Linked DNA regions of Homo sapiens: region 2 is linked to region 1. A link is a loop called in an ENCODE intact Hi-C map of the cell type or tissue named here. Cell type or tissue: endothelial cell of umbilical vein. All regions are shown on one strand. Each heading gives the region's core, and the rest is flanking DNA. Links, peaks and the distances in the headings are about the cores only.

Evidence for each region. Hi-C counts contacts between places; a loop is a spot of excess contacts. Peaks named below come from ENCODE experiments on the same cell type or tissue, not always from the same donor. Only the 100,000 strongest peaks of a DNase experiment are listed, where the experiment ranks them.
Region 2: it touches region 1 in a loop (14-fold over the local background); 6 of 110 quality-filtered maps call a loop at or near these places.

What each region holds. Positions count from the first base shown.
Region 1 is chr11:89,200,095-89,213,274 of GRCh38, forward strand. All of the region lies in intron 2 of TYR (tyrosinase), which reads left to right. Among named protein-coding and RNA genes, the nearest start is that of TYR, 29 kb to the left of the region's middle. In endothelial cell of umbilical vein, for the core only: no CTCF peak of the experiment used is centred there; a DNase peak (open chromatin) is centred at 5,497.
Region 2 is chr11:89,609,894-89,623,073 of GRCh38, forward strand. No RefSeq gene overlaps it. Among named protein-coding and RNA genes, the nearest start is that of TRIM77, 94 kb to the right of the region's middle. RefSeq lists a silencer at 4,648-4,942. In endothelial cell of umbilical vein, for the core only: no CTCF peak of the experiment used is centred there; a DNase peak (open chromatin) is centred at 4,718.

The DNA.
Region 1 (13,180 bases), core at 2,081-10,080:
TTCAGGAGTTTTGGTCTGTAGCCCAGGCTGGAATGCAACGGTGCAATCTTGGCTCACTGAAACCTCTGCCTCCCGGGTTCAAAGGATTCTCAAGCCACAGTCTCCCGAGTATCTGGGACTATAGGTGTGTGCCACCATGCCTCGCTAATTTTTTTGTATTTTTAGTAGAGATGGGATTTCTCCATATTGGCTGGGCTGGTCTCAAACTCCTGACCTCAAGAGATCCACCACCTTAGCCTCCCAAAATGCTGGGATTACAGGCTTGAGCCACCACACCTGGCCTAACTTCAAGGTATCAAAGACAAATTAACAATGTCTGATGCATACATAGGACTGCTTTGTAATCTTCTACACTAATGATTTGTACTATTTTGGTTTCAGAATCCATTTATAACTCTTACAATATATGAAAAATTTCTGCCAGCTTTTATTTATGTGGGTTATATTTATGACTACTTCTCATTTGTAAAACTGAAATAAAAAGATCTTGCATATTTGTATTAATTTATTTAAAAAATTAATTTGTTATGTGATAGTATAAATAATATAATTTTAATATTTCAAAAATACTAAGTGGAATGAGATTACTTTATATTTTTTAAAAACACACTACATCTGACTACTTCTACATTCAATATATTATAATTTATTGTTTGGTTGAAGAACTTGATGAAAATCTAGCCTCACACAACTATGTAATCAGAATAGAGAGAAGTATTTTTAAAAACATTTTCAGATAATTGTAGATCCTTTCTTTTTGATACTAAAACTTCACAAATGGTAATTTCCTCAGAGTTTAATTACACTGTCAAATCTGAAATCATATCAATGAACTTTTTGTCCTTGCTACATTAAAGTCCATTGATCTGTCTAGCATCATGAATGAGTATTTTACCCATTAGTGATTTTATAATAGCATGCATTGGTCATTTGTAAAATACTCAGTTAAGTGATCTTCCAAATGTTAAAATATCTCATTATACAATATTCAAAATCACATTATTAATATCACCACCAATCTCATCAGAAATATCTTTAAGTATGAAGACATTGACAAGCTCATAATGATGTTATCAATTTTTCTTAATTTAAATTTTTGCTTGAAAACTCAAATTGTAGCATTGGCAAAAAAGAAAAAAAATACCATTAGCTTTTTTTTTCTGTTTAAGTGACAGACTTGCTTTGTTCACATAAGAAGTCTGCCAAATGCCTGTCTAAATAGCCAGTTTATCTCTGAATCCTACATTCAAGTGAAAATGATTTCCTGTGGGAAACATGATTATTTCAGCTCTCAACACAAATAATGGCACAAATGTTTTTTCCCTAGACGAACATATTTCAGAATGCAGCATAAATAGTGCATATGTAGGTTCCATTTTGTGAAACAGAAAATTAAAAAGGCATGTAAAAAAAGATAGTTTAAAAAATTGTTTTGCTTCATTATGGACATTAAGTGAAACTTGCATTTATTCATTTTTACTGCAAGTCTGTGGCTGGTGAAGAATATAATAATTACAGTACACTTGGTTGCCACTACCTTGATTTGTGCTAAGACACCAGAAGATTTGCCCACCATTGCTTTTGCACCATCAGTGCAAATGTGAACACAGAAAAAGGCAAAATCACATCATAGTATCATTAGGAAAATAGTTTTGACATTGCAAATCCTCTGAAAGAGTTTCAGGGACTTCAAGGGGTCTGTTGGCCCCATTTTGTTAAGCAATAAAATATTGGGATTGTAGAATAATTTCTTTTTTAAAAATAAGGGCATCTGGGAAGACCTTATTAATTTCAAATACAATTCTGCATTTTCAGGATGAAATGTCAAAGAATGTTGATATCTAAAGGCACATTTGCGAAATCCAAAAAGACATGGTGGCTAACAACGTACATTATCAGGCCTTTCCTCTAGAGATTTTGGTTCAGTAGGTCTGGCAGTGGAAGTGGGGGTGTTTATGACCTCCAGTGAGCCACAGTGACTTATATAATAATGTTATATATATATGTGTGTGTGTGGAGATATAGATATATCACATAATTATTTGTATTTATATATTAAACCTTATTATCAATACAAAGAGCACACACCCACACACTTATTTTTGTGGGGGCAGGGTAAAAGGTGTTTTCCTGCAATGGTACATTAGTCACCTTGCTTCTCTCTCTGGTGGCTGTTGAGGTTGTCTACAGTGGATTGGGTGCATCCTGAGGGCCCTCAACAGAATGAGGTCCACACACAACCTTCTAGTATTTGGAAAGTTGAGGGACAGCATGAAAATTGCACAGTAAAAGCACACACTGTTGAGCTATGAAAATGAAGCAGTTTTTTTTTTATAGTAAATAGTAGGTCATTGTGTTTCCCAAACGTGATCTAATTGGCTATTACAAATTATCTGGCACATATATTGATTCCAGATGTGATTAGTGTTCACTTGGTTTTAGGGTTTTACATATACGCCAATTTGGCAGTCCTAACGTGTTGATGTTGATAATGTTTCATGGCCAAAACTAGAATATATTTTCATAATACACACACACACACACACACACACACACTGTATAGCTGGATCCTAGGAAACTTTAATTTTAGTAAATGCCTCAGATGATTTTTATGATCAGGCATACAGGGCAGCTCTGCTCTATAGCTGGTTACTATATTCACATTTCTTTTCTTAAGATGTAATAATTAATGGAGGGGGAGCAGATTTTATAATCAACTGTAGAAATATGGTTATAAAAACTCGTTATTTCATGGCTTATACTTCTCTTCATTGCAAGCTCCTCTTACCTCAAGGACAGAAAAAAATGATGCTGTTTCTATGAAAAGATTTTTCTGTTTAGTAAAATCTCTAGTGTAAAAGGAGTGGCCTGTTTTCAATTTGCAAGTCTGATCATTAGCCTTTGATTCATATAACATAAATAGACTTCTTTGATATCTAAAAAGCTTGGCTATATTAAAGTAAGAAAGTAATAGATACTTGCATTTCCACATTACAAGTGAGCAACAGAGAAAACAAAATTAGTACTTGTTGAGCACCTGATACCTTGTACATTTTCAAATAAATCACTTGAAATTTGCAATTACACCATGAGACAGGTTTTCCCTTGATTTTACGGATAGGGAACCTGATAGTCACATGGTTGATAACAACCATAGTTAAGTCTACTATTCCAAATTCATCTGACTCCAAGGCTGATACAAATTCCACTTCACTACAAAGCCTTCTTCAGCCTGCTAAAGTAAAGCTGGGGACTCTGATAAACTCCCAACCCTGCCTCTGGTATATGACCCAACACTAACCACTCTGCTCAGAGTAGGTATCTAAAAGAAATTCTTGTGTGAAACAATGAAATTTTGGTGGGAAAACAGAAACATGATTGTCAATAACAAAAGTATACAACACAGACTTCTACTTCTGGGAAGGTAAAGTAGGTACACTTTTCTCTATTAGTCCCTCTAAATACAACCACAATCTCTGGACATGGCATATAAAAGAAACAGAAAGAATGTAAATAGTGAAGAGAAGAAGCCAGGTCAGCTAGGAATATTGGGATCTCACGGTATGATGGTGAGTCCCCTGGGTTTTATTTTCCTCATATATTCAAGATTTGGAGCTGAAGAAGCTTGTAACCTAGAAACACCCAGAGGTACAAACAAAAGTAAAACAAAACAAAACAGAAAGAAAAAAACACCAACAAAAGCCTTCTCTCTCTAGTCAAATGACAAAGAAAGGTGCAGAAAAGTTTTAAACAGTAACTACTCTATTTCATTCAAATTCAAAAACAGAAAAACTGAGGCACAATCCCCACCCAAGTCAGCAAAAGTTGACTGGGGAGACTAGACTTCTACCCTTACTAGGCTATAACAAGGTGCCTCCTCAATTCCCTTCCAGGGTGATGTAAGAGAAGGCTCAGTTTGCATTCCAACCAGGGAGGAATTAACCACTCTTCCTACTTTACATGGAGGCAATGTGGAGGACCTGCAATTCTATCCCCACCAGGCAGTAAAAAGAGGAATCCTTTCTTCCCTTCTGGATTGTTGTCAGAGGAGGCCTACTGGATAGTTAGGTCTTCTAGCACTGTCTAGTGGTAATTAGGCCACCCAATCCATGGCATTAGGGGAAAGTAGTTGAGGAGCAGTAATGAGGGGTATTCTTACCTCTCCTAGCAAGGAAGACATCAGTAGAGGCCTAGTGGGGAGCCAGGTCGGTGGGGAACTTGGACTTCTATTGCTACTTAAAAGTAATAATGCAGTGTTTCCCTTCTGCTGGAGCTGAGTCAGAGAAAGCCAGGAGATTATACATTTTTTTTTTTTTGAGATGGAGTCTTTGCTGTGTTGTCCAGGCTGGTGTAAAGTAGCGTGATCTCAGCCCACTGCAACCTCCACCTCCCAGAGTAGCTGGGATTCCCCTGCCTCAGTTTCCCGAGTAGCTCAGATTGCAGGTGCCCACCAACAAGCCCGGCTAATTTTTTTTATATTTTTAGTAGAGACAGGATTTCACTATGTTGGTCTGGCTAGCTCCCAACTCCTAGCTTCAAGTGATCCACCCACTTTGGCCTCCCAAAGTACTGGGATTACAGGTGTGAGCCACTGCGCCCAGCTGAGATTATAAACTTTTATAAAACAGAAGATTTAATAAGATCTGTAGTCTCATAAAATACCCAAAATGTCCAGGTTGAAAACAGAAAATAATCCCTTATCATACTAAGAAAAGTTACATCCTTGAATTAAAAAAAAAAAAAAGACAGCAGACGTTAACACTGAAGTAACAGATATGTTAAAATTATCTCAAATAATAGGTTGAAGCAAAAGTAATTGTGGTTTTTGCCATTGAACAGAATGGTGAAAACCGCAATTACGTTTGTACCAAGTTAATAGATTTAAAACACTCATTTTTGAATTCCTCAATGAATAATTATAAACATAGTTGAAACAAATGAAAAAAATAGAATGACTTCGCAAGAAAATGGAAGATATCACAAAGAACAAAACAAAATTAGAACTAAAAAATACAGTTACCAAAGTAAAAGTCTCAATACTAGGTTCAACAGCAGAATGGAGAGGAAAGAAGAAAGAATAAGTGAACTGGAAGATAGAAAAATAGAAATTACCAAATCTGAAAAACAGAAAACACACTGGAAAAAAAATTAAAAAGGCTCAAAGAGTTGAATAACTACATGAAAATGATTGAACTTTTGTGTTATTAGTGTCCTAGAAAGAGGGGAGAAAAATCAGTTCTAAGAACTCAATGAAATAGTGACTGAAAACTTCCCAAATTTAGCAAAAGAAACTACAAATTAAAGAATCAGAGTTAAACCCAATTTAATAAATCCCATAGCAATCCACATCAAAATATATCACTATTAAACTTCTAAAAACTAAAACAAATATTCAAAGTAGTGAGAAATTAATTATATCTTATCTATTGTGGAAAAAAATGAATGACAGATCTTTCCTTTGACACTATGGAGGCCAGAAGGTGGCACTGCATTTTTCAAATGCTGAAAAAAATGAACTGTTAACCCAGTGTTCTATGCCCAGGGAAAATACTCAGGAATGAAGGAGAACTCAAGGTCTCCTCAGATGAAGTAAAATGAAAAGATTTTGTCACCACCAAGCAGACCTGCCCTGAAAAAAAAATGGTTAATAGAAGTTTCTTAAGAAGAAGGGAAATGATAAAATAAACTTTCTTAAGCAAAAATATAGGGAATTCAACAGACTTCTGTTGAGTTTTCTAAATTGTGATTTAATGGTTGAAACAAAAATAAAATTTTATGTCATTCATCTAAATGAACATAAGATAAATATTTAAGACAAATAAGGTTTTACACTTAATTTGAACTAGTTGAAGGATGATGCCAGCAGAGATAAATTATGTAAAAATAATGTAATACTTAGATAAATCACCAATAAAGTGATACAAAGAAATACATTCAAAAAACTTGATAAATAAAAATGGAATTTGTAAACATTTTCAAGCAACTCAAATGAAGACAGGAAAAATGAACCAAAAAATTCAGAAAAGTAACAAACAGGAAAAAAATAGGTTTAAGCCATAACATTATATAATACTTATATTAAATGTGAATAGTCTAAAAATACCAATTAAGAGATTGGGAGACTAGATTTTATTTAAAAATGACCTATATTGAGCCTAGAGGAAATTCACTTTAGATATAACAATATTTGTGAAAGTTAAAGGATGGAAAAAATCATAAAACATTAATCAAAACAAAGTTAAAGTGGCTATATTAATATCTAATAAAATAGACTTCAGAGCAAAAACAATTATTGGAGTAAGAGAGGCACATTTTATCAAGATTAATGAGTCAATCCAGTAAGAAGACATCACAATCCTAAATGTGTATGCACCAAACAAGCTTAAAATTTGTGAAGCAAAAGCTGGTAGAGCTAAAAGGAAGAAATAGACAAATTCACAATTACAGTTGGAGAATTCAATACTGCTGTTTAACCAACAGGACTAGGCAAAACATCTGCAGTGATAAAGAACTTAACACCATCAGCCAGAAGAATCTAATCAACATTGATAGAACATTCCATTCAATAACAACAACAAAAAATATTTATTTGAAGTGCTGATAAAACATATGCTAAACATATGACTGCCCCTTGAGCCATAAAGCAAATATCAACAAATTTAAAAAGATTGGAATTATACAGACTGTGTTCTCCTACCCCAATGGAATCAAACTAGAAATCAATAACATGAGGGAAAGATCTTCAAACACTTAGAAACTAAACAAAGCACTTCTAAATAACCCAAGGAGTAAAGAGAAAGACTTAAGGAAAATAAAATACATTTAAATAAATAAAATTAAAAACCAAACTTACCAAAATTTGTCAGACATACTATAAAATTGTGCTGAGAGGGGGAAGTATAGTACTAAATGCACACATGTGGAAAGAGGTAAAGTCTCAAGTCAGTAATACAAACTCAAACTCCAGAACCTAGAAATAGAAGAGCAAAATAAAACCAAAGCACAGAGAATGAAGGAAATAATAAAGATAGGAGCAGAAAGCAGTGAAATTAAAAACAGGAATCAATACAGGATATGAATATAACAAGCAGCTGGTTTTTGGGAAATATTAATAAAATTGACGAATTAGCAAGATTGAAAAGGGAAAAAGAGAAAAGACACAAATTACCAATATCAAGAATCAAAAAAGGGATATCAATACAGATCTTGCAGACATCAAAAGGGTAATAAAAGCGTACTATGAGCACTCTATGTACATAACATTTGACAACTTAGATGAAATGAACTAATTCCTAAAAAAGCGCAAACTATACCACTCACCCAATAAGAAATAGACAACTTGAATAGCCCTATAAATGTAAAGGAAATTGAATTGGTAATTTTAAAACTACCAAAATAGAAATCCTAAGGAATAGAATGTTTTCCTTGAGAATCAACCAGGAATTTAACAAATTAACATAAATTCTATACAATCTGTTCCAGAATGTAGAAGGGAACATTTCTGAGTCATTTTATAAATCCAGTATTACCTTAATATTGAAACCAGATAAAAGGATGCCAAGAAAATGAGACAGATCAATATCCCTCATGTACATATATGTAAAAATTCTTAAAATATTGACGAATATAATTCAGCTGCATATAAAAAGAATTTTATGCATTGAAACAAATGAAATTTATTCCAAAAATACCAAACTGCTTCAATATGTAAATATTCTGTATCTTGACCCTTTCAATACCAATATCCTAGCTGTGATATTCTACTATATTACATAATATTTTTTCAAGGTTACCATTGAGGGAAATTGAATAAGGAGCACATCAGATTTCTCTCTATTATTTCTTACAGCTGCATATAATTCTATAATTAACTCAAAATAAAAAGTTTTTAAGGCCAGGGGCGGTGGCTCACGCCTGTAATCCCAGCACTTTGGGAGGCCAAGGCGGGGGGATCACGAAGTCAGGAGATCAAGACCATCCTGGCTAACACAGTGAAATCCCGTCTCTACTAAAAATACAAAAAAAATTAGCCAGATGTGGTGGCGGGCACCTGTAGTACTAGCTACTCGGGAGGCTGAGGCAGGAGAATGGTGTGAATCCAGGAGGCGGAGCCTGCAGTGAGTGGAGATCGCGCCATGGCACTCCAGCCTGGGCAACAGAGCAAGACTCCGTCTCAAGAAAAGAAAAAAAGTTTTTAAAAAGACAAAGTTCTTTAAGGCAAATATTTGAAATTTACATTTAAATAGATAGATGAGATAAAAGACGTATTAGGAACCCTATTTCAGTCAAGCAAGGAGCAATACTTACTTTTATTTATTGACCTTTCTTGATGCATAAACATCAAGAGAACCAATGTGTAACATCATCCAAGATAATATCAACAGTTATCAATATATGTGAGAAAAGACTTAGGGAGGACTTCCAATATATATTTTATTCTAAATTTTACATTATACAAACAGCTATTATCACTTTGTTTTCTGCCAATTTGAGATGAATAATTATTGTGCCAGAGAATAAAATAATTGCTCAGTGAGTATGCAATTCATCTGAATCTATGGATCATTTACAGAGAATCTCCTTAAAATATGCATCATAATTTTAATCACTAACATATACCCAAATCCCTAATTTTGTAAGTACTTCTAAAACATATCTAATGATCTTTGTAATCATTCTTCTTAGACGTATTTACTTTGTTTTTATTTATCCACCAGCATTAGCAATTGCTTATTTTTGTTGCTTACTTTATAAAGAAAGATTTTCCATATCAATCAATTTTTATGGCCACTATTTATGTTATTGTAAAGTAAGAACAAAGGTAAGACCTTTTGCTCAACTTTCAGTTGAGTTTAAATCCTTGCTTTGGGAGAGCTTCCAAGATGACTGAACAGGAAGAGCTCTGGTCTACATCTCCCAGGGAGATCAATGCAGAAGATGGGTGATTTCTGCATTTCCAACTGAGGTATCTGATTCATCTCATTGGGACTGGTCGGACAGTGGGTGCAGCCCACAGAAGGTGAACCAAAGCAGGATGGGGGGTCACCTCATCTGGGAAGCACAAGGGGTTGGGGGATTTCCCTTTCCTAGCCCAAGGAAGCTGTGAGTGACTGTACCTGGAGGAACAGTACACTCTTGCCCAAATACTATGTTTTTCCCATGCTCTTTGCAACCAGCAGACCAGGAGATTCCCTCCCATGCCTGGCTCAGCAGGTCCTGTGCCCACAGAGCCTTGTTCACTGCTAGTGCAGCAGTCTGAGATAGACCTGGCATGCTGGAGCTTGGCAGGGAGAGGGGCATCCACCATTGCTGAGGCTTGAGTAGGCGATTCTATGCTCACAGTGTAAACAAAGCAGCAGGGAAACTAGAACTGGGTGGAGCCCACTGCAGCTCAGCAAGGCCTACTGCCTCTTTAGATTCCACCTCTGGGGGCAGGGCATATCTGAACAAAAGGCATCAGACAGCTTATGCAGAATTAAACGTCCTTGTCTGACAGCTCTGAAGAGAGCAGTGGCTCTTGGAGCACAGCGTTCGAGCTCCGATAATGGACAGACGGCCTCCTCAAGTGGGTCCCTGACCCCGTGTAGCCTGACTGGGAGACACTACCCAGTAGAGGCCGACAGCTGCCTCATACAGGCAGGTGCCCCTCTGGGACGAAGCTTCCAGAGGAAGGATCGGGCAGCAATATTTGCTGTTCTGCAGGCTCCATTGGTGATACCCAGGCAAACAGGGTCTGGAGCGGACCTCAAGCAAACTCCAACAGACCTGCAGCTCAGGGGCCTGTCTGTTACAAGGAAAACTAACTAACAGAAAGGAATACCATCAACATCAAACAAACAGGACATCCAAAGCAAAACCCCATTTTTAGGTCACATACATCAAAGACCAAAGGTAGATAAAACCACAAAGATGGGGAGAAACCAGAGTAGAAAGACTGAAAATTCCAAAAACCAGAATGCCTCTTCTCCTCCAAAGGAACACAGCTCCTCATCAGCAAGGCAACAAAACTGGATGGAGAATGAGTTTGACAAGTTGACTGAAGTAGGCTTCAGAAGGTGGGTAATAACAAACATCTCCGAGCTAAAAGGGGATGTTTAAACCCATCGCAAGAAAGCTAAAAACTTTGAAAAAAGGTTAGATGAATGGCTAACTAGAATAACCAGTGTAGAGAAGAGCTTAAATGACCTGCTGGAGCTGAAAACCACAGTACGAGAACTTCATGAAACATATGCAAGCTTCAATAGCAGATTCAATCAAGAGGAAGAAAGGATTGAAGATCAAATTAATGAAATAAAGTAAGAAATAAAGTAAGAAGACAAGATTAGAGAAAAAAGAATGAAAAGAAACAAAGCCTCCAATAAATATGGGACTATTTGAAAAGACCAAACCTACATTTGATTCGTGTACCTGAAAGTGATGACGAGAATGACCAAGTTACAAAACACTCTTCAGGATATTATCCAGGAGAACTTCCCCAACCTAGCAAGGCAGGCCAACATTCAAATTCAGGAAATACAGAGAACACCATAAAGATACTCCTCGAGAAGAGCAACCCCAAGACACATAATTGTCAGATTCACCAAGGTTGAAATGAAGGAAAAAGTGTTAAAGGCAGCCAGAGAGAAAGGTTGGGTTACCCACAAAGGGAAGCCCATCAGACTAACAGCAGATCTCTCAGCAGAAACCCTATAAGCCATAGGAGAGTGGGGGTCAATATTCAACATTCTTAAATAATTTTCAACCCAGAATTTCATATTCAGCTACACTAAGATTCCTAAGTGAAGGAGAAATAAAATCCTTTACAGACAAGCAAATGCTGAGAGATTTTGTCACCATCAGGCCTGCCTTACAAGAACTCCTGAAGGAAGCACTAAACATGAAAAGGAACAACGGGTACCAGACACTGCAAAAACACACCAAATTGTAAAGACCATCAATGCTATGAAGAAACTGCATCAATTAATGGGCAAAATAACCAGTTAGCATCATAATGGCAGGATCAAATTCACATATAACAATATTAACCTTAAATGTAAATGGAGTAAATGCCCCAATTAAAAGACACAGACTGGCAAATTGGATAGTCAAGACCCATCGATGTGCTATATTCAGGAGACCCATCTCACGTGCAAAGACACACATAGGCTCAAAATAAAGGGACTGAAGAAGATCTACCAAGCAAATGGAAAACAAAACAAAAGAAAAAAGCAGGGGTTGCAATCCTGGTCTTTAAACTAACAAAAATCAAAAGAAAAAAAGAAGGCCATTACATAATGGTAATGGGATCAATTCAACAAGAAGAGCTAACTGTCCTAAATATACGTGCACCCAATATAGGAGCACCTAGATTCATAAAGCAAGTTCTTAGAGACCTACAAAGAGAGTTAGACTCCCATACAATAATAGTGGGAGACTTTAACACCCCACTGTCAATATTAGACAGATCAATGAGACAGAAAATTAGCAAGGTTATCCGGGAATTGAACTCGGCTCTGGACCAAATGGACCTAATAGACATCTACAGAACTCTCCACCCCAAATCAACAGAATATACGTTCTTCTCGGCACCACATCACACTGTAAAATTGACCACATAATTGGAAGTAAAACACTCCACAGCAAATGTAAAAGAACAGAATCACAACAAACTGTCTCTCAGACCACAGTGCAATCAAGTTAGAACTCAGGATTAAGAAATTCACTCAAAACCACACAACTACATGGAAACTGAACAACCTGCTCCTAAATGACTGCTGGGTAAATAACAAAATGAAGGCAGAAATAAAGTTGTTCTTTAAAACCAATTATAACAAAGACACGACGTACCAGAATCTCTGGGACACATTTAAAGCAGCGTGTCGGGAGAAATTTATAGCACTAAATGCCCACAAGAGAAAGCAGGAAATATCTAAAATTGACACCCTGACATCACAAGTAAAAGAAGTAGAGAAGCAAGAGCAAACACATTTAAAAGCTAGCAGAAGAAATAACTAAGATCAGAGCAGAAATGAAGGAGACAGAGACAAGAAAATCCCTTCAAAAAAATCAATGAATCCACGAGCTGTTTTTTTGAAAAGATCAACAAAATAGATAGAACATTAGCAAGACTAATAAAAGAGAGAAGAATCAAATATATGCAATAAGAAATGATAAAGAGGATATTGCCACTGATCCCCCAGAAATACAAACTACCATCAGAGAATACTATAAACACCTCTATGCAAATAATCTAGAAAATCTAGAAGAAATGGATAAATTCCTCAACACATACACCCTCCCAAGACTAAACCAGGAAGAAGTTGAATCTCTGAATAGACCAATAACAGGTGCTGAAATTGAGGCAATAATTAATAGCCTACCAACTAAAAAAAGTCCAGGATCAGATGGATTCACAGCCGAATTCCACCAGAGGTACAAAGAGGAGCTGGTACCATTCCTTCTGAAAATATTCCAATCAATAGAAAAACAGGGAATCCTTCTTAATTCATTTTATGAGGCCAGCATCATCCTCATACCAAAGCCTGGCAGAGATACAACCGAAAAAGGAGAATTTTAGGCCAATATCCCTGATGAACATCGATGCGAAAATCCTCAATAAAATACTGGCAAACTGAGTCCAACAGCACATCAAAAAGCTTATCCACCACAATCAAGTTGGCTTCATCCCCGGGATGCAAGGCTGGTTCAACATACACAAATCAATAAATGTAAATCCATCACATAAACAGAACCAACCACAAAAACCACTTGATTATCTCCATAGATGCAGAAAAGGCCTTCAACAAAATTCAACAGCTTTTCATGCTAAAAACTCTCAGTAAACTAGGTATTGATGGAACGTATCTCAAAATAATAAGAGGTATTTATGACAAACCCGCAGCCAATATTATACTGAATGGGCAAAAACTGGAAGCATTCCCTTTGAAATCCAGCACAAGACAAGGATGCCCTCTCTCACCACTCCTATTCACATAGTATTGGAAGTTCTGGCCAGGACAATCAGGCAAGAGAAAGAAAAAAAGGATATTGAAATAGGAAGGGAGGAAGTCCAATTGTCTATTTGCAGATGATATGATTGTATATTTAGAAAACCCCATTGTCTCAGCCCAAAATCTCCTTAAGCTGATAAGCAACTTCAGAAAAGTCTCAGGATACAAAATCAATGTGCAAAAATCACAAG
Region 2 (13,180 bases), core at 3,206-11,205, 410 kb after region 1:
TTGCTCATTTGGGATATTGACAGAATTCAGTTTCTTACAGTTGTAGGATTGAGCTCCCCATTTCTTTGCTGGCTGTCATTTGAGGGCCAATCCCAGCTTCTAGAGGCCACCTACATTCCTTTGCTTATTGCCCCTTTATTCGTCATCAAAGTCAGTTACAGTGGGTCCTGACCTTCTCGTGCTTTGGATCTCTCCTGCATCTTCTTCTGTCACATCTCAGATGAACTGTTCTAGTTTACTCTTCCACTTTTAAGGGCTCATGTGAATAGATTGGACCCACTCAGATAACCCAGGATAAGCTGTGTGTTTTAATGTACATCGCCTTAATTTGTAAATTTTTTGTCATGTTACGTATCTATAGGTTTCAGGGATTAGGGTGTGAACATCTTTGGGAGCCATTATTCTGCCTACCACAACAACTTACAGAGTTATGTGAGGAGATGTGAAATGCCTATGTGGCTGGCATGGAGTAAACTCTCAATAAACAAAGTTCATGTCTGGAGTTTGGAAAAAGACACTGAATAATAAGTGCTGGAATCATCAGTAGGGCTTCATGGAAAAGAGGGACTGAGTTTTGAAGGAAGGAAAGGACTCAGTAAAGGAAAGGACAGAAAAGAGGCTATTATGTCATGTAAATAATATAAACAAAAGAACAAATGCTTCAAGTTGTAGCAGCAAGACACAGGCCTTGATAAAAAATTGAACTGAATTCAAATGCTCACGCACTTGTTATGAGGTTTGTTATCTTAGACATTTAAATATATCTCTCTGGGTCTCAGTTTTCCTGTTTTTATTATTTTTTTCTTATCCATTGAATGTCTATATTCTAGAAGAAAAGCAAGGCATTTTCACATCCTCTTTCTGGCCCCTCAGTTTGACTAGTTACTGTAAACTCACATTGGCTTCACAACCATATCCGTAGTTATTCCAGAAGGCTAAGCAGATTCATCTGTAATCTGCTCATGTCTTTCTAAAATGTTGAAGTGAATAGTTCTGCAAGATTCATGAGCCTATGAAGAGAAGGTCCAGAGTGGCAGTCTCCAAACTTCTTTGATGCTTCACCCATCAGAGAAAATTTTGGAAAATGTATTTCTGATACATGAATAATGAATATGTGTTAATCTATTATATTAAATATTATACTACATTAAATGATAATTATCTTATATAAAAATAGAAGTGTTAATATTTTTATTTTACATTGTAATTTATTGTTTTGCTTATATAGTCTCTAAAGTGATTTTGGAACAGCAGTCTTCCTAAATCCAGTTCAGAATGCCAGCGTGTACTTTCTGACCAATCTGTCTCTATCATATCACACATGCTCTTTGTTCATAACCTGATATATAATCCTTTCTTTTTTATTTGGTCAAAGAACTATTCCAACATGGACCTAAAAAGGGTATGTTTGGTTTCATGGTAAAAGACTGAACTGAGGTGCCTTCTATTTAATGGTGCATAAAGAACTATGCAGATCAACAGATTTTTTTTTTCAAACAGCCCAAAGCTGCTTCTGATCAAAAATTCAGTGAAACTTGTTCAGGAAACCCTGGAGATTAGAAAGGAAGGCAGAGTAAGATCAGTTCTGTGTGCATTTTCCCAGAGGCAACCCCATCTGGCTAAAGCACCTGGGTCTCAGTCCCCAGAAACTGCCAGGTGGCCTGCCAATGTAGAGAAGAGAGTCCTTGGGAAGTTCCACCTGTGCCTTTTTCTTCTATGGGAGTCATTCTATGGGTTCAAGCTTCTTTTCTGAGGACAATACTGCATCCTGCCTCCATTGCTTCTTGTCCCCCTTTGTCATGACGGAGTATGCCTCTGACTTTGATATTAGGATTGGATCCTTCCCTGAATCTCCCTCAAATAGCACTTACTTCTCCAATTTAAAATCTAAAACTTGCCCTATGCATACCTTCCCTCCCTCATTACAATACTAGTTCATAGGGTTTGATTTTGTAGAGCTTTGTTAAAGAAGTTTAGATTTAATAATTTTAAATGAGTCATTGATTATTTTGTTCTGATAAGTCAATATTTTAAGATGATGTTCTTGTTCATGGATTCAATGAGCATAAAATTTGTGGCTGGAATTGATTGGGAGCAGATAGAAGGACTCAGAGTTGTACTAGCCAATAATCCAGCCATGGTGTGATGGGATATTCACACGGCTCCCCCTGCCTATGTCCTTTTTTGGAATGAGAAAAGAAAAAGTTGTATCAGTGGTTTACAATATTTATGGTAGCTATCGGCAATGCACATTGAATGAGCAAACTGCTAGATGCTATTCTTCACTCAATGTGCTCGCTTAAGCAAATAATAAGAAAAATATATTTGAAAAGGGAAGACAAAGTTTGATCATAAATATATTCTTTCTGAACTTCTGCTTTCTGGTCATGTAATTCACTTTGGGGATTACAAAGGAAAAGTGAAAGTAGAGTCAAATTATTAAGTAATGCGTTATTAAGGAAGTCAGATGTGTCAGGTTGGGGATGTTCTGGCACAAAGTTAAAAAATAACTTATGTCCTGGTCCTGGTGCTGGTACCAATTGACTGTGTGATATTTGGCAAAACGCTTAGGTCTATAATTTTTTCAGCTATAAAAAAAGATATTCAATAATAAAAACTTTAAGATTTCTTCTTGTTCTAAAATTCTATGATTATAAAATACATAAATAATGGCTGAATTTAGAGAAAATTCATTCTTTCCTCTTTTATTCAAGCATTATCCATCATTCTTCAACCATTGTCAATTTTTCATGTGTACTTATATTTTATTAATCTATTGCACATGTGAACCTATCTCAAAGCCTGTTTAAGAGGAAGCAGCATATGAATAAATATTTACTATATGGTATTTAACTGTAATACAGAATAAATAAAACCAAATATAATAATAACCATTATTTCTTAGTAAAATGCATATGATCAAAATTACATTTTTTTGGAGTTGTAATATTGCAATGTTTTGAAAGCAATAAGATATTTTCACACTGAGGAAGCCAAGTTCAGTTGTTTGTTGATAATTTGAGGAAGTGCACATATAAGTCACATATAGAAGGCACCATTAACTTCTCTGGTGAAGAAAGGCATTAGTATGGGGAATTCAAAAACAATTACATTATATCTTACTCTGAATGGAGTTTACAAAATTATGCTTAAACATGTCAATGTCTAGTGTCTTAAGGACTAACGATACTTCAAATTACATAATGGGATTCCAATCCAGTTTAGTTTCACATGCAACCAGAGCTCTGAAGAGAATGAAAATTATCACCTCTAATTCCAAGCAAAACTGACTTCCTTATTTCTTCAAGTTTACTTTCTCTAAGCAATTAATATTTTCATTTAAATAACACTTTCTGTGGATTAGAGAAAGCTTGGTGTCAGAGACTTGTATTTAAGTTCTGACATCTTCTTTTACTAGCCATGAGACATTGAGCAAGGCCATAAATTCTTTGAACTTCAATATCATCATTTGGCAAGTAAAATTTATAATAGAGTGATAACTATACTATGTTCTTCAAAGGGATATGGCTAAGATATAACAAAATTGTTCGTGTGGAAATTATTTTGAAAACTAAGTTTATAATGACTTACCAGGGATAACATAAAACAAAATGTAACAATATAAAGAAACAAGTGACATTTGCTGAATTAATTATATTAAATACAAATGCTATGAAGTAAACTGAATTAAAACAAAACAAAACAAAATATGACTTTACCTTCAAGGATGACATGATCTGCCTTTGAAAACATATAGGCAAGAACAACTAATATTCTTCAACTAACACCATAGAAGTTTGTATAAATCTCTAAAACTCTCTGCAGCTCAGTTTTCCTTAGCTATAAAGAGTGAGTATTGGTTTGGTAGTCCCCATGTTTTCTGGAAGTCCTTAACGTATTATTTGAGGAGACTATTTGGAAGAAAGCTGACATTTTTAAAAAGATTTGGCATTAATGTAAGAAAATGTTGTAGTATATCTTAATTGCAGAAACAAGAATTGAAAAGAACAATAGTATCTTTAAATCATATCAATCTCTAAGAATAGTGAGTAGAATGATTGACTAAATAACCTACAAATGAATAACACTCGATAGTGACTTGGATGTTTATGATAACCATGACAACAAAACACCATGTTGCTAACCTATTAAGAGTTTCTTTAAAAATGTAAAGTACTGTGAGCCATCATGAAAAACTGCTAGGTTTTCAATTAAACTCTCAACTTTGGCATGTGTGCTTCATAAGACCATAAAATGGGCACTGTACTTTGCACGGTGCCATGTGATACTGTTTTCAGTAACCAGAGCACTAAAATTCTGCAAGTAGCATCAGTCCTAGGCTGTCAGGCAGAACAAGGCACGGGTGCTTCATCTTGAGGGAGTGGAACTCTGCATTTTTCAAATCAAGTCTGTAATAAAAATGATCCCTTAGACCATATAGTGCTATATATATCTATATCTATATAATCTCATATGATGCTGCCAAGTAGGTACAATAGGTAGAATTCTCCAATTGTATAGATGAGGGAAAACAACACATGTGACTGAGGTTATGTAGCAAATAAATGACAGAGCCAGAACTAGACCTTGTATTTTTTAACCTACAGTCTAATCTTGTGTTCTGTATGCTTGTTTGTTTTCCTGCTCCAGACTTGTCAACAATAATTATGGCTATTATTTTCCGAGCACTTAACTACGTGTCAGGCACGATGCCGAGTTTTTCAGATACTCCCTTTCTTGTAATCAATTTTTTGTCTTTGCTGCCCCCTCTGTCAGAAAGAAAAAAAAAACTCATTGTATTTAATAAGCAAGGAAACTGAAGCTTGGGTAGAAGAAACACAGCACCTTGACGATGGTCACATAGCTACCAAGAGGTAGAGCCTGGACCCACAGTCATGTCTGCCTGTCTTCAGCTTTTCCTATCCCCTCACTTGGGCAGCTTGTATATCTCTGGCAGCTGCCATCTCAGAAGTTTCTTCCTCAAGAGGTTGTGTTTCCTTGAAACAAAAAGCAGTTTGACTTAGAAATATCAAGACAGTGCAATGAAAGACCTTGCACTATTGCCCTTTTAGGGTCTATGATATCTAAGATTGGAGTGTGATATTATTTTATGTGACCTATACATGCTGAGTTTAAATCTCATGCCAGTCATTTTGGAGCTGAGCTCTCTATAAGGCAGTTTTTCTCAATTTCTACACTACTAAACATACTCAGTAACTGTGGATAGGGTTCTATGCATATCTACCTTCGGTCTTCCTCTTGTTTCACATGCTCAGAAGGATTTTTCTCCTGAACATTGACAAATATTATTTTAAAACTTTCACACAATTCAGGATGCTCAAATATATTTCTCATTGTATTTGAGCATCTTAGAAACTAAGATACTCTTGAAAAACATTAATTCCATCTTCCACTACAAGTGCTTATTCCGCCCCTTCTTTCTTTTTCCTTCCTACCTTCTTTCCTCCCTCCCACCATTCCTTTCTTCATTCCTGCCTTCCATTCTTCCATGTAATAATAATTCAGTGTGGCTGCTAATCATGAATGTGATCTTTGAGAACTCACTGTTTAGCTGAGGCAAGAGCCCATGTAGGTGTTAAACAACTAACATGTAAGAGTAACAATGTGTCACAGAACATACATAATGTATATTTTAATGTCAACTCACAGAGATCATAAAGAACAATTTCCTAAGAAACACCTGAACTGACTCCAGTAGAACCAAAATACATAAAGAAGGAAGGGGAGAGGAGAAAATTTTGTAAATTTCAAAGAGAAATCAATAGATTAATGTTAATTCAGTCTCACCTCCCAGCAAATCATTCTACTCTGTTGCTAAGCAGTAAGTACAGACCATATGCACTTCTCCAGTCTAATATGTAGTCTCAAACCTCTTTTTCTTTGCCTCTGCTGTCCCCTCTGCCTGGAATAGACTCCCAACCTCCCATGCAAACCCTCCTGACTATTTTTGAAGGTCAGCTCAAGGGTAAGTCTATACCATCCTCTAGCCTCTCACAGTGTGTTGCACACAACTCCACTGTAACGGTCACCACTTTGCTGTGTAAATGCTTGTTCCTGCTCTCTCTGTGCCATACTGTGTTATCTGCTGTTTCAATCCCAGAACATCAACAGTGTGGAGCATTTAGTAAATACTCAAGATATGTTTCAGGATTAGATAATTCTATAAAAGCCTGTGTCAACTTGTTCTATATAATAATTTGGGTATTAGGATAGTGCCTGTAAGTGTTAAAGGCTCCATGTAATTCAGACTGTTCTCAAAAATATTTACTCTGTGGTTCGACTCTGAGTAAAATAATGACAAAGAAAATGGCTGAGAATACGAGAACCCACACTATGGAAGGAACTACATGCAATGAAAATAGCTAACTGAAACATAAATATGCACAGAAAGAGATAAATGAGGCATTCATACAACAACAGTGTCTGAGTCTACCACAAGTGGGTTATGATTACAGGACGCTGTGGAGCAGCATGAATAAAAGATTAAGTGGTGCATATTTTAGGTAGGTGGATGGGTGAACATTGCAGAGAACTGGTTTTAAAAAAAAGCAAGAATATTCAGATTAGGTATTCAGAAATACCTAATATAAATAATTCATTTTCCTCTGAGAGTGAAACCCAAAAATGACAGTCACTAAAAGTATATTTACATGACACCTTAAACAAATTTTGTGTAATGTTTTTATAATAAAAAAATGAAGCAATCTCTAGATGGAAAAGGTATTTCACACAATGTGTACCACCAATATACAGAGACTGTGTAGAAGTGAGAGTGACCATAAAGGTTTCCCCACTTCATGGTAGGTCAAAACCTAGCAGAGACTGTGTTTAGAATAAAATAGAGTATGCAATAGGTACTCATTATTCTCACTTATGCTGACTTTCCAAATCATCCCTGGTAGTAAAGACCTCTGGCTACTTTCCAAGAAATTAGCAAAAGAAGGGAATAGAATCACTGGATGTTAGAGCTTGAAGATTTTGAGGTTCTTTTGCCACCCTTATTTTCAGATGAGGATATCTTTCACAGGCCAGAAAAGTAAAGAAATCTACCAGGTGGTCAATTATTCTAAAATGACAGAACTGGGGCTAAAATCCAGGATTCTCGATTCCCAGTCCAGTGCTCTTTCTTACACACTAAGCCATGCCAAAATCCACTCTAAAATAAAACCCTAAATCTACTAGCCTTAACATTTATAAGGTGTTTCCACAAGGACATAGGTTTTGCTCCATGCCTCATGTGAGGTCTTTGTTTCCTTCTTGTTTAAAGAAAGAGTGACCTGGACAACAGTCTCATAGTGACATCTGGTGACTAAGTCAGGGTAATACAAAACATAAGAAGAAGACAAATAAAGTATCAATGTGCTTTTGTTTGTTAAGATTTAGGTAGGACAATTAAATCCAAAACTTAGAGGACACATTGTAATTCCTAAAGATTGTGTTTCATGGTTCCCTTCTTCTTTAATATGTCTACAAACAAGGTGATGTTTTATATTAATTCTCTTTTTGTAATAACAGTGAATTATTGCCAATCTTGTGGCATCTGAGTCTACATAAGCTATTCAACAAAGATTTATGAGAACCTACTATGTGACAGAAGCAGTTGTAGCTCCTGGGGACACAAAGCCTAGTTGTGGAATTAACCCAATACAGCAAACTATGAAATAATGTGATAAGAGCTAGAGTTAAGATATACATAAAATATGCTGAGGAAAGAGTGACTGACTGACTGGTAAGTCATAAATGCCTTAGAGAAAATGAGACCTTTTTAACTTAGCCTTTAAAAGTTATTAGGAGTCCACCTGACTTAAAAAAACAAAAATTCTCAATTCATTCTCTCAAATGCAACAAAAAGCATCCAAAATAAAAATATATTTTTATTAAAATTCATTCTATGAGTGTGATTGTCAGTGACATTGCTTCATTATTGATTAGCTTAGTCCCTGTAAAGAAAAATTATATGTTGCTGTTTCTGGTCAATAACACAGGTAGAGAATACCTAGTATCCTCAATATCTTCTATTTCCTATTTCAATTTCTGGTACAGAGGTCTGGGGAAGAAACCCCAGAGTTGCCTGCCTTTAAGTATTCAATTGTTACTTATATAGGGTCTTCTATATATCAGGTTCTCTTTATGGTGCTGGAAATGAAACAGTGAACAAAATCCATGCCCTCATTGTACATATATTCTAGAGGGGAAAACAGTCAATACATAGATATGTCACATATGTAGTAGGTTAGATGGCTGTAAATAGGAAGAGAACTGTGCAGGGATGGGGTTAGATAGTGCTGGGGTAGGAAAGCGTAATCTTAGATACGGTTGCCAGGGAAAACCTTCCTGAGAAATTGGCATTTGAGGAAAGGCCTGAAGGATGTGATGGAAGAAGATAAGCAGATATTTTGCAGATATTTAAGGAAGAGAGCTCCAAGAAGAGGGACAATCAGAACAAAAGGCCTTTGCTGGGAATGTGCTAAGAGTGGAAGCACACCAAGGAGGACAGTGTGGCTAATGAGTGAAGCCTGAAAAAAGTAGAAGAAATTAGGTCTGAAAAGAAGTGGGGACCAGATCATGTAGGGCCTTGTTAGCCTTGATAAGGAGGGTGGTGGGAATCACTGTAGACTTTGGGACACAGAGGGTGACAAGACCTCTGACCCAGATGCTATGTTCAGAACGGATAATAAGGAAGCAAATGCTGAATCAGAAATACCAAAAGTAAAGGATTGTATTTATCCAAGAGACAGCTGATGGTCATTTCAACAAAAGTTAGCAGTGGAAGAGGAGTAATTAGATTCTTGACACATTTAAAAGGCATAATTAACACAACTGATGGATCGAATATGCATGGGGAAATGAGAAAAGTCACTTCGAGAGTGACTCTGAATTGCTTAGGCAATGGGAAGAAATAGACATTTAATGAGATAGAAAATGTGCAAGAGGACCAGGTTTGGAGGAGCAGGACATCAAGAGTCCAACTTAGGATATATTAAATTTGATGTGTCTATTAATTGTGCAGGTAAGGATGTCTAGTAGGAGTTGAATAGAATCTCGAGTTCAGGGGAAATAACATTTGACCATCATCAATATTCAGATACTATTCAAAGGCTATGTGATATCACCTTGTGAGTGAATGCTGATAGAGAAAGGATCTAAGGACTGAACTCCAGTGAACTCCAGTGGAGGGATGAGATAAATGAGTAAACAGAGCTTAGGGGAACATCTAAAGTGAATAGGAAAACTGAGAGTAGCTCCCAGAAGTCAAGTGAAGAAAGTATTTTAAGAAGGAGATAATTACCCGCTGAATCAAAGATACTGAGAGGCTGATTAAGACAAAGACTAAATTTATCACTGAATTTAGCACTATGGAAACCATAGGTAATCTTGAGAAGAGCTTTTTTTCTTAGTATGGTAAACCTTTTGAAGTAGATTCAAATGAGAATGGGAAGAGAGAAAAGGGAGAGAAGCAACATAAGAAATCTCTTTTAAGGAATTTTATATAGAGAGAAACAGAGGAATCAGTTGATAGTTGGAAATTATTTTAAAGAAAATGGGTTATTTTAAAGAAAAAAGGTATTACAACATGTTTGCACTATTGTGGGAATAATCAAGTTGAGACAGAAAATTATTTTTTAAGGAAGAGTCTAATTGCTGAAGTGAAAGAGAATGAATGAGACCCTGTGCATAAGTGTGATCAGATAGGAGCATGTACAGCTCAAGTAAGAACAGGAAGAAAGAGACAATAAACATGTACAGATAGGATGGGCTGGTCGATGTGGTGGTGAAAAGACATGCGAGTTATTACTGATTACTTCTATTTCCCCAGTGAAATAGGAAGCCAGGTTCATAAACCAAAATGAAGAGGAGCGAGGCAGTATTGGAAGTTCAGGAAAAGTAATAGGTGTAAAAATATGTAAAGTAGAATTACCAGGGAGTATGAAGATACATTTCCAATTAAGGATGAAGAATTTAAAGTGAGGCCAGCCAATACCCCTGCTTTGCTTCAGCTACATCAGCTGCATAGGTTCAGGCACAGAATACATGGAACATTGTATTTAAATAGGGCCTGGATTTTACAAAAGTAACACAATGAAGAAGAGAGATGCAAGGCTATTTGAGGGTGTTTGTGGGAGAGATTGTAAAATATTAGCTAAGTAAGAAGGGGACTGCAAATTTTAGTGGTATAAAGGAATGAGGAAAAGTGTAAATACAGTGGGGTCAAAGAATGTTTGGAGCCAAGGCACTAGAGGCAATTAGCTGAAAATGTAGGTGATTATTGGTGAGTGACATGGTTTAAATGAAAAGTATAGAAGGGTACAATTATCCATCATGAAAAGTTCTAGGGTACAACTAAGATCTGAGTAGCTGAAGTAGAATGAAAGTAGAATGGACCTTTCCATATCCAGCCAGGTTCAGTGACAGAAGGTTAGGAAACAAATTATAAACCACTTGAGAGAACATATCCCCTAAGTTGTTTTTGCTATTTTTCTTTCAGCATATATTTGTTGGAATGCCAACTATGTTCAGTTCAATTAATATGGGCTTCTTAAATAAGGGCTCCAGCACTGGATAATCCTGCCATTTATTTTGATACATTCCATCCTGCTGCTCAGATCTATTGGCATCTACAGGATGTCTTTTGAGAAGATGGGCATTCACATCCCTATGTCCTAGCAAATTTCCAACTCAGAAAACCACATTAGGCTTCTCTATATATCTTCCAACTATTTCAATGGAAAATACAATTCTCTGATTTCTTCCTATGATATTTATCAAAGAGAATGGTGCCTGCCAGTTCTAGGGTGGGGGAACTCAATACAAATCACCAACCTTTAGATGACACCCTGTCTTCAAAGTGCTTTCAAAGTCTGGCAGAAAAAAAGTACCCAGTGGCTATAAGACCACCCAGGAGTTCAGTCATGCATTCTAAGTAGCAGATCACTGGAATGTAATTGGCTAGTGAGTTCATTTTACTCTTCTCTTCTTGGTCACATGTTACCGCCCTTGTACCCTGCACGTTCTCTTTCCCAGACTTACAAAGCATGTTCTCTTGAATTCGTTCTCTTTTTAAATTCACACAGTCTTAATGATTCTTCTTTCACAAGAGTCTTTCACTCTTACAATTCAGTTCAAGTCATCCACATGCTTATTATGAGCAAGGGTCTGGGACTTAGGGGAAAAGGGAATAAAAAGATGAATGAAATGTGATCCCTGCAGTCCAAGAGCTTGCTGTGAAAAAGGAAGTTTGGCTTACATTGCCTCCCTAATCCCTTGGCTAGGCCAGAACAGAATATTGTCTAAAACCTCCTCACGTCAGCAGTCCTCTGGGGTGGTGACTGGAAGTAGAATTTAAACAAAAATATAATTGACACATAATAATTGTGCATACTTATAGGGTACAATCTGATGTTTCGATATGTGTTTAAATGGGTGCATTGTGTAATGATCAAATTGAGGTAATTTATCCACCACCTTGAAGAGAGATTTTTCAATATTCTCATTGCGAAGAAGCAGGAATTTTTAGCAGACAACTGAGATGCTTCTTGTTCACACTAAGTCATTCTGACGATGGATTTACATAACTTGTTGTTTTTTTTGTGTGTGTGTTTTTGAGACAGAGTCTTACTTTGTCGACTAGGCTGAAGTGCAGTGGCACAATCTCGGCTCACTGCAACCTCCACCTCCCGGGTTCAAACGATTCTCCTGCCTCAGCCTCCTGAGTAGCTGGGATTACAGGTGCATGCAACTAGGCCTGGCTAATTTTTATATTTTTAATACAGATGGGATTTCACCATGTTGGCCCTGCTGGTGTCAAATTCGTGGCCTCAAGTGATCTACCAGCTGCGGCCTCCCAAAGTGCAGGGATTACAGGTGTGAGACACCAAGCCTGGTACATTTACATTTCTTATCTGGATCTTTCCTTTAGTAAGTGCTAAGGAATCCTACTTCCCCCAATATTTTTTCCTATTTCAATGTTTTAGCATGTATCATGTTACTACTTTGCAGACATTTGATTTTCCCCTTTGTTTACTGTAAAGTATATTTTTATAGCCTTTGTAATAGAAGTATTCTAAAATCTGCCTGCAACCTATCTTTCTGACTCTGCATTTTAGGGAATAATTCTCTGTTGTGGAATGAAAAAAAAAACAGAGCCTGTGGAGTCAGAGATCTCATTTCAAATTATAGTTATCCCTAGGAATAAATCTGAGTGACAGGTAGTATAGTATAATAATAAGTATAAAGCTATGGTTAAGGAAAACTCAACAACCTTATCTGTAAATTGGGATGACAACAGCCTACGTCAAAAAAATGTGAAGGTAAATGAGATAATGTAAGGCTGATACTTAGTAAGCAATTTAAAAACACCCAAAAAACTATTGCCATGATTACTCTACTTACTCTATTTCTCTATGCTCCAGGCAAATGAACTACTAATGACCCAGGGGTCCTTCCCCATTCTCTTCTTCACAAGGAAATATTCTCTCTCTGTGTGCTGTTTATTAAAATCTACTGCCCCTTTTAGAAGCCTTTCCAGATCATCCCATGGCCAAGAACGATCGCTGCTTCCTCTTCTTTACATACAGATGTTTTTCTCCTGCTTGACAATTATTTTTGTGCAATTATTTTCCTTTTGATTGTGTTTTTAATGTCCCCCCCACCCCACAATTTTCCAGACTGTTTGCTCCACGAGAGAGGAGACCATCATCTCTGTGCTCACCGTTGTATGACCAGTATCCTGAGGAGTGGCTGTTACATAATTACATCAGGCACTCAATAAAAATTTGATGAATAAACACTGGATTTTAAGGCAGGTATCATATCTTACATAGCATATCATATCTTACATTTTATGTCCCTCACATAAATACCACAGAGTGAAGTATATGACAGATAAGGTCATTTCTCTTGATAAGTACATAGTCCAGTCTGAAACAGATATGCCAAAAAAAAACAAAACTGGAGTAAACAAGATGAATTGTTTTAATAGAGGCACTGTATTAGTTTCCTAGGACTGCCAGAACAAATCACCTCAAACTTAGTGGCTGAAAACAACAAAAATTTATTGTCTCACAGTTATAGATGTTAGAAGTATAAAATTAAGGTGTCAGTGGGATTGGTTCCTTCTGGGGGCTGTGGAAGAGAATCTGTCCCAAGCCTTCACACTGTA